3 separate regions of the Homo sapiens genome follow, and regions 2 and 3 are each linked to region 1. Evidence: chromatin contacts called from ENCODE Hi-C or POLR2A ChIA-PET data. All regions are on one chromosome and are shown on one strand. Each heading gives the region's core, a stretch centred on a gene start or an enhancer-like site at or near the end of the contact. The rest is flanking DNA. Distances are from core to core; before and after follow the strand shown. Region 1 has its middle 37 kb from the start of LINC01641. Region 2 overlaps CDC42BPA (CDC42 binding protein kinase alpha). Region 3 holds the start of LINC01641 (long intergenic non-protein coding RNA 1641).

Evidence for each region. A loop is a pair of places that touch in the nucleus more often than their neighbours do. ChIA-PET counts read pairs that join two places held with the same protein, here RNA polymerase II (POLR2A). Pooled maps may share reads with other maps.
Region 2: a loop to region 1 is called in a pooled map, with 5 times the contacts of the local background. The contact joins two enhancer-like sites. A Hi-C loop is called at or near these places in 3 of 50 pooled maps. POLR2A ChIA-PET finds 5 or more read pairs at or near these places in 3 of 52 experiments (MCF 10A, activated CD4-positive, alpha-beta T cell and activated CD8-positive, alpha-beta memory T cell).
Region 3: a loop to region 1 is called in a map of K562, with 4 times the contacts of the local background. The contact joins the promoter of LINC01641 here to the enhancer-like site in region 1. A Hi-C loop is called at or near these places in 5 of 168 maps with a recorded cell type or tissue (K562, PC-3, breast epithelium and 2 more) and 2 of 50 pooled maps. POLR2A ChIA-PET finds 5 or more read pairs at or near these places in 6 of 52 experiments (BJ, K562, MCF 10A and 3 more).

Annotation. Positions count from the first base shown.
Region 1 is chr1:227,354,934-227,359,155 of GRCh38, forward strand. No RefSeq gene overlaps it. Among named protein-coding and RNA genes, the nearest start is that of LINC01641, 37 kb to the right of the region's middle. RefSeq lists enhancers at 1,037-1,722, 1,723-2,406. Within about 2 kb of position 2,403, at least 20 of the 41 ENCODE cell types and tissues checked have a DNase peak (open chromatin) inside an H3K27ac peak, as active enhancers do; they include PC-3, PC-9, endothelial cell of umbilical vein and 1 more, where a contact is called at or near this core.
Region 2 is chr1:227,297,293-227,301,514 of GRCh38, forward strand. All of the region lies in intron 1 of CDC42BPA (CDC42 binding protein kinase alpha), which reads right to left. Among named protein-coding and RNA genes, the nearest start is that of CDC42BPA, 19 kb to the right of the region's middle. Within about 2 kb of position 2,064, at least 2 of the 41 ENCODE cell types and tissues checked have a DNase peak (open chromatin) inside an H3K27ac peak, as active enhancers do.
Region 3 is chr1:227,391,271-227,395,492 of GRCh38, forward strand. It overlaps LINC01641 (long intergenic non-protein coding RNA 1641), which reads left to right and starts at 2,284. Exons shown (of 4, transcript NR_187381.1): 1 at 2,284-2,434.

The DNA of each region.
Region 1 (4,222 bases), core at 1,153-3,652:
ACCTTGCCTTTTGTTAAGTGCTACCACCTGGACCGTGCTATTCTGGAATTGTCACCATCACTGATACTACTAGAGTCTTACAGTTACCTCTGCCCTATGGAGGATAGCCAAAACTGGGCTTCTCAAAGATGTGTGCACCCCTCTCAGCAGCTCATCCTTATTGCTTCCATGGAAGGGATATTCCTTAGACCACATGCTTAGGGAACAGGTTCTCTGTATCACATAATAAATCCATTCCTATATTTCCATCTCCCCAAGCTTTCTAACCTCTTCCTCAGAACTCCGCAAGACAGCTGGAGTACCTCTGGCCTTACTGCAGGTCACCATCATGTTCAATTTTTAGGGAGCAATCCCAGCACATCCTGGGACTGGCTCAGATGTCCTTGCTAGTATGTGAAACTCCTCATCGTAGGAGGATGCTCTTATATCAATGAACTCTCACCTACCCAGCCTTAGATGCTACCCTCTCTAGCCCACCTCCCTCAAGATCCACCTGTCTGTACACCTTCTCATTTCCTGCCGGTTCATATTAGCCAGCTCTTGAGGCAATGAAGGGAGCCAGGCATGGGTCCTAAAAAGGACACTCACCATTTTGTGAGGCAACAGCCTCAGGCGAGGTTTTTGAAGGGTCTTTTGGAGAGGAGAGGCTCCTCTCCGCCAGTGTGAGATAGTGAGCTACTTCTGCTAACCTCGACAGTTCAGGAGGGCCCGGGGCCTCAAGATTCTCTGGTTCATCCACTCCAATGCCCCCTTTCTATGTCCCAGAGTGTAACCCTGGGAGACCCATCAAAGTTGTGCAATCATTATCCGTTGTAGCACTGCTGTCCTGGGCCCCAGTTACAGAAGACAAGAGCCCTTTAAAATGCCTCCATGAAGGCATGTCTTAAGACAGCATGCCTTGAGTTGATAGTTGACTAACCTGAGCCTATCATTTTCTTTTTCAAGGTTTCTAATTCTGTTAACAAGACCCAGCCAACTCCACATTCATATAATACACATTGTTACCAGGCTGTTCAAGGACCATTACTATGACATAATACAACGCTTCAGCATTCACCGGCGTCTCACCTTCGTCCATCACTGGGTGAATTCTTAGGGATTAGGATGCTGCTGTAAACCGGTAGTAATTAACCACTTAACACCAGTCACGGGTTCTTATCTGTGATAAGGACTGTTAAAGGACCCTGAAAGTTTCCTTTTTAGGGTCACTTCGGTACAACTGTCTTAGCCTGAGTTTCCTTAACAAGTAGATTCCATGGCTGGGTGCGGTGGCTCACACCTGTAATCCTAGCACTTTGGGAGGCCGAGGCGGGTGGATCACCTGAGGTCAGGTGTTCGAGACCAGCCTGGCCAACAGGGCGAAACCCTGTCTTTACTAAAAATACACAAAAATTAGCCAGGCATGGTGGTGTGTGCCTGTAATCCCAGCTACTCGGGAGGCTGAGGCAAAAGAATCACTTGAACCCAGGAGGTGGAGGTTGCAGTGAGCTGAGATTGTGCCACTGCACTCCAGCCTGGGCGACAGAGCAGGACTCCATCTCAAAAAAAAAAAAAAAAGATTCCATGATAAGGGTTTGTATGCAAGTAATTTATTTTGGGAAGTGATCCAGAAGAATAGGAATGAGGGAGTAGAAGAGTAAAACAGGAGAGAAAGCAATCCAAGGGCCTGCTATTAAGCTGGCCATTATCATGTGCAACTGGGGCTCCATCCCTCTGGGAACGCTCTATGGTCATGTAAATTGTGACCATCTCCCACTGGTCAAGCGTTGCCCCAGGAAATGAAACTCCCTGCCAGGTTTGCACAGCCACTGTGTGACAGTGGCTGAACAGTTCCTATAGCCAGCCAATAGGGCAGGAAGTGAGATCAGTGGAGAAAAATGTGATACAGCTGAGGTAAGCTGCTGCCGGCCTCACCTGCACTTCATTGCTGGTGAAGTTCTTAGTGATTAGGATACTGCTGTAAGCTAGCCCCACCTGTCCCCACTGACACCAGCCACATCAATGGCTAGAGTAAAAAGGTGAGCTGAGCGGATGGAAGATGCCGTACAAGATGTGTCTGATAAGTTGCCTCTCACAGAACATTGCCTGATATTATTCTCTTTGCCCAAACCTTCTATTTCATTTATCCGTCATTCTGATTCGCCTCTGGACACAGTCTCAACAGGGAATCTTCCTCTATCTGTAAAGATTAACCCAACAACACTCTTATTATCTAATAGCACTATTCATCCAGTTCCTCTGCAATTTCCTTTGTGAATTATCAGATGACTCTTTCCTTATGTTGTGTCTTACATTATTTAACTTATAAATTACAGTAAATTGATAACGTTTTCTTAGGTCAGGTCCCCTGAGACAGACTCTGAGACAGATTTGCCTGCTGGAGGTTTACTGGGGTGTGTCTTATGAGTCAGCACTAATGGGCATGGAAGGAGATAGGATTGAAAAGAGGGAAGAGCTGAACTGGGGAGCAGCTGGAACAAAGCCAGGCTGCAGTCAGAGGGGAGCTCTGGATAGCCCATCTTGTCCCACCTTGGTGCAAAGGGGGATGGGCCTTTATACTGCCTCCCTCAGTCAGTGGCTGGAGACTGACCCCAGGCAGGGAATGTCCTTGGGCGAGGGACTGAGAACATTTCCTGGAGAGTGACTCAGCTGAAAGCCCTTCGGCCAACACTTCCGACAGCTGGGGAAATGGTATCTCAGTCCTGCAGGGAAGTTCTGGGCAGTGCATAGTATTAACTACAGTCCACCCTTTTCCGCTGCTTGGATTTTTTTTTTTTTTTGTAAATTAGTCTTTGCAAATAGTTCCTCCAAGATTCTGACTGGTTCTTTTTCTGGGAAATTTAAGGAGAGGATTGGCAGGAAAAACCACAGCTCTGTCACTACAGCAATGGATCCTGAGAGGCCAGCTGATTATCTCACTCTTCTACCCGTTCTAGAGTCCCTTCACCCTTGGCTATCATCTCTGTTGGTTTCGGTGGCTTAGCTGCTGGGGTGACCTAGACCCTCATCTTTGATGGGTCTGAGACCCTGGTTGTCACGTCCTTCTCAGGCTGCAACCATGGCACTTGGCAATTTGCCATCAAAATTGGTAAAGGGAGTACAAGGAGATTCTCCTGGAGATGTCCCGGGTGCCAAATATTATATACCTTTCCTGGCACTATTGTATATCAGCAGTTTTACTTCCTCTTAGTGATCAGAGTCAATGACCCCTGCTGAATCCCCAATATGACACATTCCCAGAATGGTGACTCCTTTTTTCTTGTCTCTTATAACAAGAAACCTAAAGTAATTAGGCAGTAGCTATAAAATTTAATGGGACTGGCCGGGCGCAGTGGGTCACGCTTGTTATCTCAGCACTTTGGGAGGCCGAGGCAGGCAGATCACTTGAGGTTAGGAGCTCGAGACCAGCCTGGCCAACTTGGTGAAACCCCATCTCAACTAAAAACACAAAAAATTAGCTGGGCATGGTGGTGCGCACCTGTAATCCCAGCTACCTGGGAGGCTGAGGCAGGAGAATCGCTTGAACTTGGGAGGTAGAGGTTGCAGTGAGCCCAGATTGTACCACTGCACTCCATCCTGGGCAAAAGAGGGAAACTTTGTCTCAAAAAAAAATTAAGTTAATGGGACTACTGCTGTGTCCCCTAGTGTGTTTTCCTTTAGAATATAAAACCTGTAAACCCACAGAGTACAAAGCTGCAAGGACAGAAATCACACATTCCTAATAGTCACTGACAGTGATGATAAGCACAGCCACTTCTATTTTCACCCTGTTTCCTAGACCCAAGTATTCTTCCCAATGGGGATGCAACACCATAGAGTGGTAGCTGATTTAGGACATGTCCTGCAATCTGGAAAATGATGCCCCAACTTCTTAGGTTGGCATCTCCAAGCGTAAGCTTCTGTGGCTCCCTTACAAAGACCATTTTATCCCCTCAGCAGGCTGGCAGGGTCTGGGTGGTAGAACCAGTTGATCTCCCCACCACGTGTCTACTTTTACTCTCCTTTGCTGTAAAGTGGGCTCCTTGAATTAATAGAATGTCACACGGCATTCCATATTTCTGGATAAAAACTGTAATTATTCAGAAGGTGGTGCTGGCTGACACACTGTGGGTAGGAAAAGCAAACCTACATCCATATGTATCCATTTTTATCGAGATTAACTACTGCCCCTTCCAGTGTAGAAAGGATCCAATGTAATTAATACCAAATGGTTAATTGGTCG
Region 2 (4,222 bases), core at 814-3,313, 58 kb before region 1:
TAGCAAGCATGTAGCAAAACTCAACCTTCATACATTGCTGGTGGGAATGTATGACGGTACCACTGCTTTGAAAAACAGTTTGGCAGTTCCTCAAAAAGTTAAACATAGAATTACTATATGACCCAGAAATATCACTCCTAAGCATATATGCAAAAGAGTTAAAAATAGGGACTCAAACAGATACTTGTATGCCAATGTTCACTGCAGCATTATTCATAATAACCAAAAGGTGGAAACAACGCAAGTATCCATCAACAAATGAACAGATAAACAGAATGTGGTATAGCCATACAATGGAATATTATTCAGCCATAAACAGGAATGAAGTTCTGACACATAATGCCACATGAATGAACCTTACGAATAGCATGCTAAATGAAATATGCCAGACACAAAATAATATTAAATGATTCCACTTATACAAAATATCTACAATATGTAGAAATTCAGAGAGACAGAAAGTAGATCAGAAGTTACCACAAACTGGGGAAAGGAGAGAATGTAGAGTTGTTGGTTAATGGATACAGAGCTTCTGCTTGAGGTGATGAAAAGGTTTTTGAAATAGTGGTGATGTTATACATTTTGAAATGTAATTGACACCACCAAATAATACACTTTAAAGGGGCTAAAATGGCAAATTTTGTTTTATGTGTGTGTGTGTGTATATATACATATACACACACACACACATATATACATATATATACATATATATACATAATATATACATACATAAATATATACATACACCAAAAGAAAGCAGACTGAGAAAAAGCAGTGTGACTATATACAATGTTTTTTTTTATCTGTCTCAAAAAAAATCTCTCTTTCTCAGTGTAGTAGGTAAAAATTTCACACATATGGCATTTTCCAGAATACCTCCCTCCCCAGAGTCGTGCCACAATTCCAAATTCATATATATTGCCAAGGTACTGAAGACAAGCAACAGTTAAAGCACATCCAAGAAATATACACAAACACATAAAAAATAACAAGTGAAATTATGACAAAATAGTACCAGAAATTCAACCACTATTATAATTGCCCTTACTCAACTTGAGGCATTTTTTTTGTAATAATATCCTCAGGTAAATAGTTTCTTTTACTTTTCATAATTTGGCTAAACATGTATATAAACAAGCTAGTGTCATTAGTATGTTGGTGCTATAACCTAAAAACTCAGAAGAAAATTAAGGAGGGCATGGAAATCCTCCCCCTCTACTCCCTTACCCTAAACCTTGCCCTACGCATCACTTCCATTTGGCTGTCCCAGAGTTTTGTCCTTTATAATCAACTGTTAATATAGATTCATACTTCTCCAGCAAAAACATGCTTCTTTTAAGGAAAAAAGCCATTTGAAGCTATATAACAAAAAGCTTGCTGCATTCTGGCAAATGAAAGCCAAGGACTATCTGGCATAAGCAGATACAGACAGCAGCCGCTCAGTGGCTTATAGGTTTCAGTGACAAAAACTGAGAACTTTACAGAGAAGAAAGCACATGAAATATCTCAAACACTGCCTTTTCACTGAATTATAAAGATAATTCAATATCCATAAAAAAGGAAAATTAATCAAAACTAAGCTGAACAAAACACACTGCTCATCTATAACTTCACCTCAATATGCTAGAATAGAATCATATATAGCTCTTTACATTCTAGAGGCTGGTAACTTTCACAAATGGACAGCTGTAGAGTAGCATAAATAGAAATCAAGTGAAACAGTTAAAGTGAAAGTCATTCTATGAAAGAAGAGTAAATTTGAACTAAACATTTTCTTGGCATTTCTTCATAAAGCTTACTGGATTTTCAAAAGAAATTCAGACTCAAATACAGTTTGAGCCATGTGCAGAGAATTTTGGAAAGAAAATGAAACTTGACTTTTTAACTAATATTTAAGCAGCTTTATGTAAAAATTCTTAGGGTTGACGAACACTAAACAATTAGGGTTTTCAAAAACTGAATTTAATTGTCTGTTAAAAAACTAATGCCCTCTCACAGCAATCATCTTTGTATATCTGAGAACTGAAACATAAATGAGAAACACTGTTGCAAAGGAAATACTTCTACAGCTGGAGGGAAAATTCCTTTGTCATTTCCAAATACTAGTTATATTACATCATCTCCTTTTACTTCTTTTTTTAAATGGAATGGTTTACATGTTTTTTAGTAATACACCTAATTGAAAACAAAATATACTAAACTGTCATAAATATTTCATCCTAACCCTATTTTAAGCTGTAAATATATAATGTTATCTAGATACACTGATTAATATCTGCTTTAAATTCTATTGATTCTCAGCAAAGACATTAAATTTAGAAACTAAAATGATTACAGATTTATTATGTAAATTTTTTATGGCTTTGCTACTATTTTGATGTTTTTCCCTTTAGATAAAATGCAAGATAAATTTTTAGGTATGCAATCATGAACAAAATAAATGACCCACAGTCTGGAAAATAAAAACGACCTTGAGCAACAGAAGTAGTCAACAAACTAAACAGAATGATTTCTCATACAAGGAAGCAAAGTATTACATAATTCAATAATAATTTCTTTTGGGGTGTGTTTTTCAATATGCATCTGAATGTAAAGAGTCATAATGTTAAAGTAAATAAAGACGTCATTCTCGTCCTCTGAAAACCTGACTCAGGAGTAGTTAGAAAGCGGACCAGTTTTCTCAGAGTCCTACAGTTCAGCAATCCCCTGAAACAAACTTCTCTTAACCTTGCCCTAAAACAGACATGTAGGGAAGAGCTGGTCAGTTCTTTAGATTTTCAAGGGATTTTCTCTAGGAGAAGTTGAAATTCATTACAAGAGGAATTTCATTTAATATAAGGCACCTCTCATTATTAAAAAGTCAAAAACAACAGATGTTGCTGTGGATGTGGTGAAAAGCGAACACTTATAGACTGCTACTGGGAACGTAAGTTAGTACAACCTCTATGGAAAACTGTATGGAGATTTTTTAAAGAACTAAAAGTATATCTACCATTTGATCCAGCAATCCCACTGCTGGGTATCTACTCAAAGGAAAATAAGTCATTACATCAAAAACACACCTGCACACATATGTTTATTGCAACACAATTCACAATTGTAAAGATATGGAACCAACCTAAGTGCCCATCAACCAATGTAGGGATAAAGAATATATGGTATATATATACACACATACCATGGAATACTACTCAGCCATAAAAAGAACAAAATAATGTCTTTTGCAACAACTTGGATGGAGCTGGAGGCCATTATTCTAAGTGAAGTAACTCAGGAATGGAAAACCAAATACCGTATGTTCTCACTTATAAGTGGGAGCTAAGCTATGGGTACACAAAGGCAGACAGAGTAGTATAATGGAGGTGGAGACTCAGAAGGGAGAAGGAAGAAAGGGGGTAAGGGATAAAAAACTATATATTGGGTAAAATGTACAGTACTCAGGTGACGAGTGTACTAAAATCTTGGACTTCACCACTATACAATTCATCCATGTAACCAAAAACCTCTTGTACTCCAAAAGCTATGAGAATTTACACACACGCACACACGGCATTTCTTTGCATTTACAAGTATCAACTTGAACATCAGAAGAGCGGGTAAGCGCTGCTAAACCAAAGCTACCTTTGCAGTTGTATAGTTGACACGTATTCTGATGCCTCCTCATAGCACCTGGCAGCTCCTTAGTTTTAAGAAATAATAATCATATCCATCCTTTGCGTCATTTACATCATTTGTGTGATTTGTCTTCACTGCTCTGTTAGTGTTCTTTTGCTGTGTGTTCACAGAAGTATCTGTGTATCACTAACGAATTTAACCTACATAGGTTTTTTAGGAATCAACTAAACTCCTAAGACAAAGACTATAAATTGCCATCATAAGAACAGAGAAATAACTGAAGAAGAAAAAGACTGATCTGCTCAAAGAATATACTCATAAATTCTAACACAAATTTCCCATTCCCTCTATCCAGTTTTGAGCTCCTCGATTACAGGACTTAGAAATACCTCAAAAAGAAAAACACAAGTTTGAAAATAAGATCAGTGAAGTAGGAGTAAAGGATGTAGACATTTTTTTTTTTTTTTTGAGACGAAGTCTCACTCTGTCGCCAAGCTAGAGTGCGGTGGCGCGATCTCGGCTTACTGCAACCTCTGCCTCCTGGGTTCAAGCGATTCTCCTGCCTCAGCCTCCAGGGTAGCTGGGACTACAGGCATGTGCCACC
Region 3 (4,222 bases), core at 1,034-3,533, 36 kb after region 1:
TGTTTGAAGGTTTCAAGAAGACTTCTTAGATAGGCATTATTTGAACTAAACCTTGAAGAAAGCAGTGGGGTGCGGTGGAAAGATCCCAGGGGACCAGGAGTCCAGAGATTATCTCTAGGCTCAGTTATGTCCTAATTAACTGTGTGATCTTAGGTAAGTCAGGCTCCAGGCCCCACTGTCTTTATCAATTGGGTAACAGAAGCAAAGAGGAACTAAATGTCCAGGCCGGGAGACCAATAAAAGCAAAAGCACAGGGATAGATTGATAAGTGTAGAGGAAATCAAATAGTCTACTTAATAATGAAGTGTAGCCATAGTACAGCTATCTTATAACTTGTACCTGGGCATTATATAATTCTTGAACAACCCCAAAAACGTGTATATAAAAATGAAAAGTCACCATCACAAAAAACAAAAGCTAGATTTTGGTAATGTCTTGATAGTTTAGATCAGATATGAGAAGCAAAGCAGATAGAATGGAAGTGATTGTATTTGCATTTAAATATGGTTGTGAAGTGGAGCTGGAGAATAACTACTATTTTGGTTCCCTTTGGGAAAAGGCTGTCATTCATGAAATTATGAGCAAGTGCCACACTTCAGGAAACAATAAATAAAATTACAGGACATTTCTGAGGGGGAAGAAAAGCAAGCTAGAATTTGAAGCTGAGAAATCACTATCGAACAGGTGGTTAAAAGGATAAAGCTGACATGAAAAGAGTAAAGCCAAGAACTTGGGAGTTAAAATGAAATGTAGATCGTATGTGGAATGTGGAGCCCCTTGTTAAAAAGCAGACAGAAAAATAGTGCATAAAATACCAGCTCAGCAGGTTTGTCGATCTTTATCTCTGGAGCGAACATGAATATACATAGAGAAATATTTGCATTTTGCAGCTGTACCAAAGCATCTGTCAGTAGCTCCATTATCATTTTCTTGTGTATATATTTTCATATCCACATAGAAACATTTGAGTAGGTAAAAATATATGCTCTGTGTGTTCAAATATACTAAAATATTTACTTAATGGTTAGCATTAAAAGTTCCTAGTAATTGTTTTTCTAACCCCACAGCTTCCTACTAGCTAAGGGCACATTTCTTAGTTCTTCCTTTTTTTCTCTAAAATCCTGAAAATAAGATCCAATATAGCCAGGTGCAGTGGCTCATGCCTGTAATCCCAGCACTTTGGGAGGGTGAGGCGGACGGATCACCTGAGGTCAGGGGTTTGAGACTAGCCTGGCCAACATGGTGAAACTCCATTTCTACTAAAACTGCAAAAATTAGCCAGGCGTGGCGGGTGCCTGTAATTCCAGCTACATGGGAGGCTGAGGCAGGAGAATCGCTTGAACCCGGGAGGCAGAGGTTGCAGTTAGCCGAGATCACGCCACCGCATTCCAGCTTGGGTGACAGAGTGAGACTCTGTCTCAAAAAAAAAAAAAAAAATCCAATATAGCTAAGAGAAGACACATAGCTATTATAAATAGAGATATGTGATCACCTACCCATCCAAGTTTTAAAAATAGTCTTAAGTGCTATTCCCTCGAAGATCTGTAGAATTTGCTTTAAAAATAAATATCGGTTGGGCATGATGGCTCACATCCGTAATCCCAGAACTTTGAGAGGCTGAGGTGGAAGGATGGCTTGAGGTCAGGAGTTCAAGACCAGCCTGGGCAACATAGTAAGACCCGCCCCCCCACCCCATCTCTCCAAAAACATTTTTAAAAAATTGACCAGGCATGCTAGTACATGCCTGTAGTTTCAGCTCCTTGGGAGACTGAGGCAGGCAGATTGCTTGAGCCTGGGATTTCGAGGCTTCAGTGAGTTATGATGGCACCACTGCACCCAGCCTGGGCAACAGAATGAGACTCCATCTCCAAAAATAATAAATAAATAAATAAATAAATAAATAAATAAGTATTCTTTTTTATAGTGCAATGATCTGTGATTTTATATATCTGTGGGTGCAATTGTATCTCTTTATGATTCCTAATATAGTTTATTTGTGCTCTTTTGTTTCTTTATCAGTCTTATTAAAGATTGGGTAATCAAACCGGATTTTTTTCTTAAAACTAACTTTCATTTGTATTTATTTACTCTATTTTATGACTTTGGTTTCTATTTCAGCCTTTTCTGCCCTTATTTTTACTGATGCCTCCTTCTGTTATGGGTCAAATTGTGCCCCCTGCCCAAAGATAGGTTTAAGTTTCAATCTCCAGTACTTCAGAATGTGACTTTATTTGGCAACGGGGTCATTGCAGATGCAATTAGCTAAGTTCAGATGAGGTCATAGTGGAGTAGGGTGGGCCTCTAATCCAACAAGACTGGTGTCCTTAAAAGAAGAGGGAAATATGGACACAGACATAGACACAGAGGAAGATGATGTGAAGACACACAGGGAAAACATCATGTAAAGACAGGCTTGGAGTGGTGCACCTACAAGGTGAGGAACATCTGAAGCTGCCAGAAGTTGTGAGAGAGGCATGGAGTAATTCCTTTCCTAGCACCTTCAGAGGGAGCACGGCCCTGCCTATACTGATAACGATGGTTCAACTTACAATTTTTCAACTATACAATGCTTTAAAAGCAATTCAGTAGAAACTATACTTCAAGTAACCATGCAACTATTCAATTTTTCACTTTCGGTACAGTATTCAATAAATTACACAAGATATTGAAAAATAGGCTTTGTATTAGATGGTTTTGTCCAATGGTAGGCTAATGTATGTGTTCTGAGCACATTTAATTTAGGCTAAGCTAAGCTGTGATGTTTGGTAAGTTAGGTGTATTCAATGCATTTTTTTTTTTTTTTTTTTGAGGTGGCGTTTCACTCCTGTCTCCCAGGCTGGAGTGCAATGGCACAATCTCGGCTCACTGCAACCTCCGCCTCCTGGGTTCACGCTATTCTCATGCCTCAGCCTCCTGAGTAGCTGGGACCACAGGCATGTGTCACCACACCCAGCTGATTTTTGTATTTTTAGTAGAGACGGAGTTTCAACATGTTGACCAGGCTGGTCTCTGGTCTTGAACTCCTGACCTCTGGTGATCTGCCCACTTCGTCTTCCCAAAGTGTTGGGATTACAGGTGTTAGCCACCACGCCTGGACGGATTTGGGGTTTTAAAAAATTCATTCTCACTTGGGAGGCCAAGGCGGGTGAATCACTTGAGGTCAGGAGTTTGAGACCAGCCTGACCAACATAGTGAAACCCTGTCTGTACTGAAAATACAGGTGTGGTGGCGTGTGCCTGTAATCTCAGCTACTTGGGAGGCTGAGGCAGAAGAATCGCTTGATCCTGATGGACTGGAGGTTGCAGTGAGCCTAGATCATGCCATTGCACTCCAACCTGTGTGACAGAGCGAGACTCTGTCTGGAAAAAAAAAATCATTCTGATAATCTCTTTTTGAAAGTCAATGTTTAACACGTTTATGGTTGCTGAGGCTAATGATAATGTTTCAACTTATTTTTAATTTTCTTATTTTTTCATCTTATGTTTATCATTCTTTGCTTATTTTTTCCTTTTTCCTTCCTTCTCTTGTGTTGAAAACATTTTCTATAGTCCTTTTTTCTTCTGCTGTTACTTTAGGAGCCAGACATGGTATCTTATTTATTTTAGTAGTTGTCCTCATAGTGTTAACTTGCATACTTAACAATTCCATATTCTAAGAACATCTAAATTATTAAATATTCCTCTTCTTTTTCCTTTCTAGAGTAGGAGAAGCCTGCCTTGCCTCTGGCTTCAAGTAGTGATAATTCAATTAATATTCAATCAATATTCAATTAATATTTCAATTAATATTTTTGGGGGGGACATAGTCTCACTCTGTTGCCAGGCTTGAGGGCAGTGGCGTGATCTTGAGTTTAAACAATTCTCCTGCCTCAGCCTCTTGAGTAGCTGAGATTACAGGCGTGTGCCACCACGCCCAACTAATTTTTGTATTTTCAGTAGAGACGGTGTTTTGCCATGTTGGGAAGGCTGGTCTCGAACTCCTGGCCTCAAGTGATCCGCCTGCCTTGGCCTCCCAAAGTGCTGAGATTACAGGCATGAGCCACTGTGCCCAGCCACAGTTAATTTTTTTATCTACTTTTTTTTTTTTTATAAAATAGTAAACATTTTTCAAAAATAAAAAAGATGTGGAAAATATCATTTCTTAGCCCCTGGATTCTGGAATTTTCTAATGATTATTTTTACCAAGTAAATAAGCCCAGGAGTAAATGAAATGTGGTTTACTG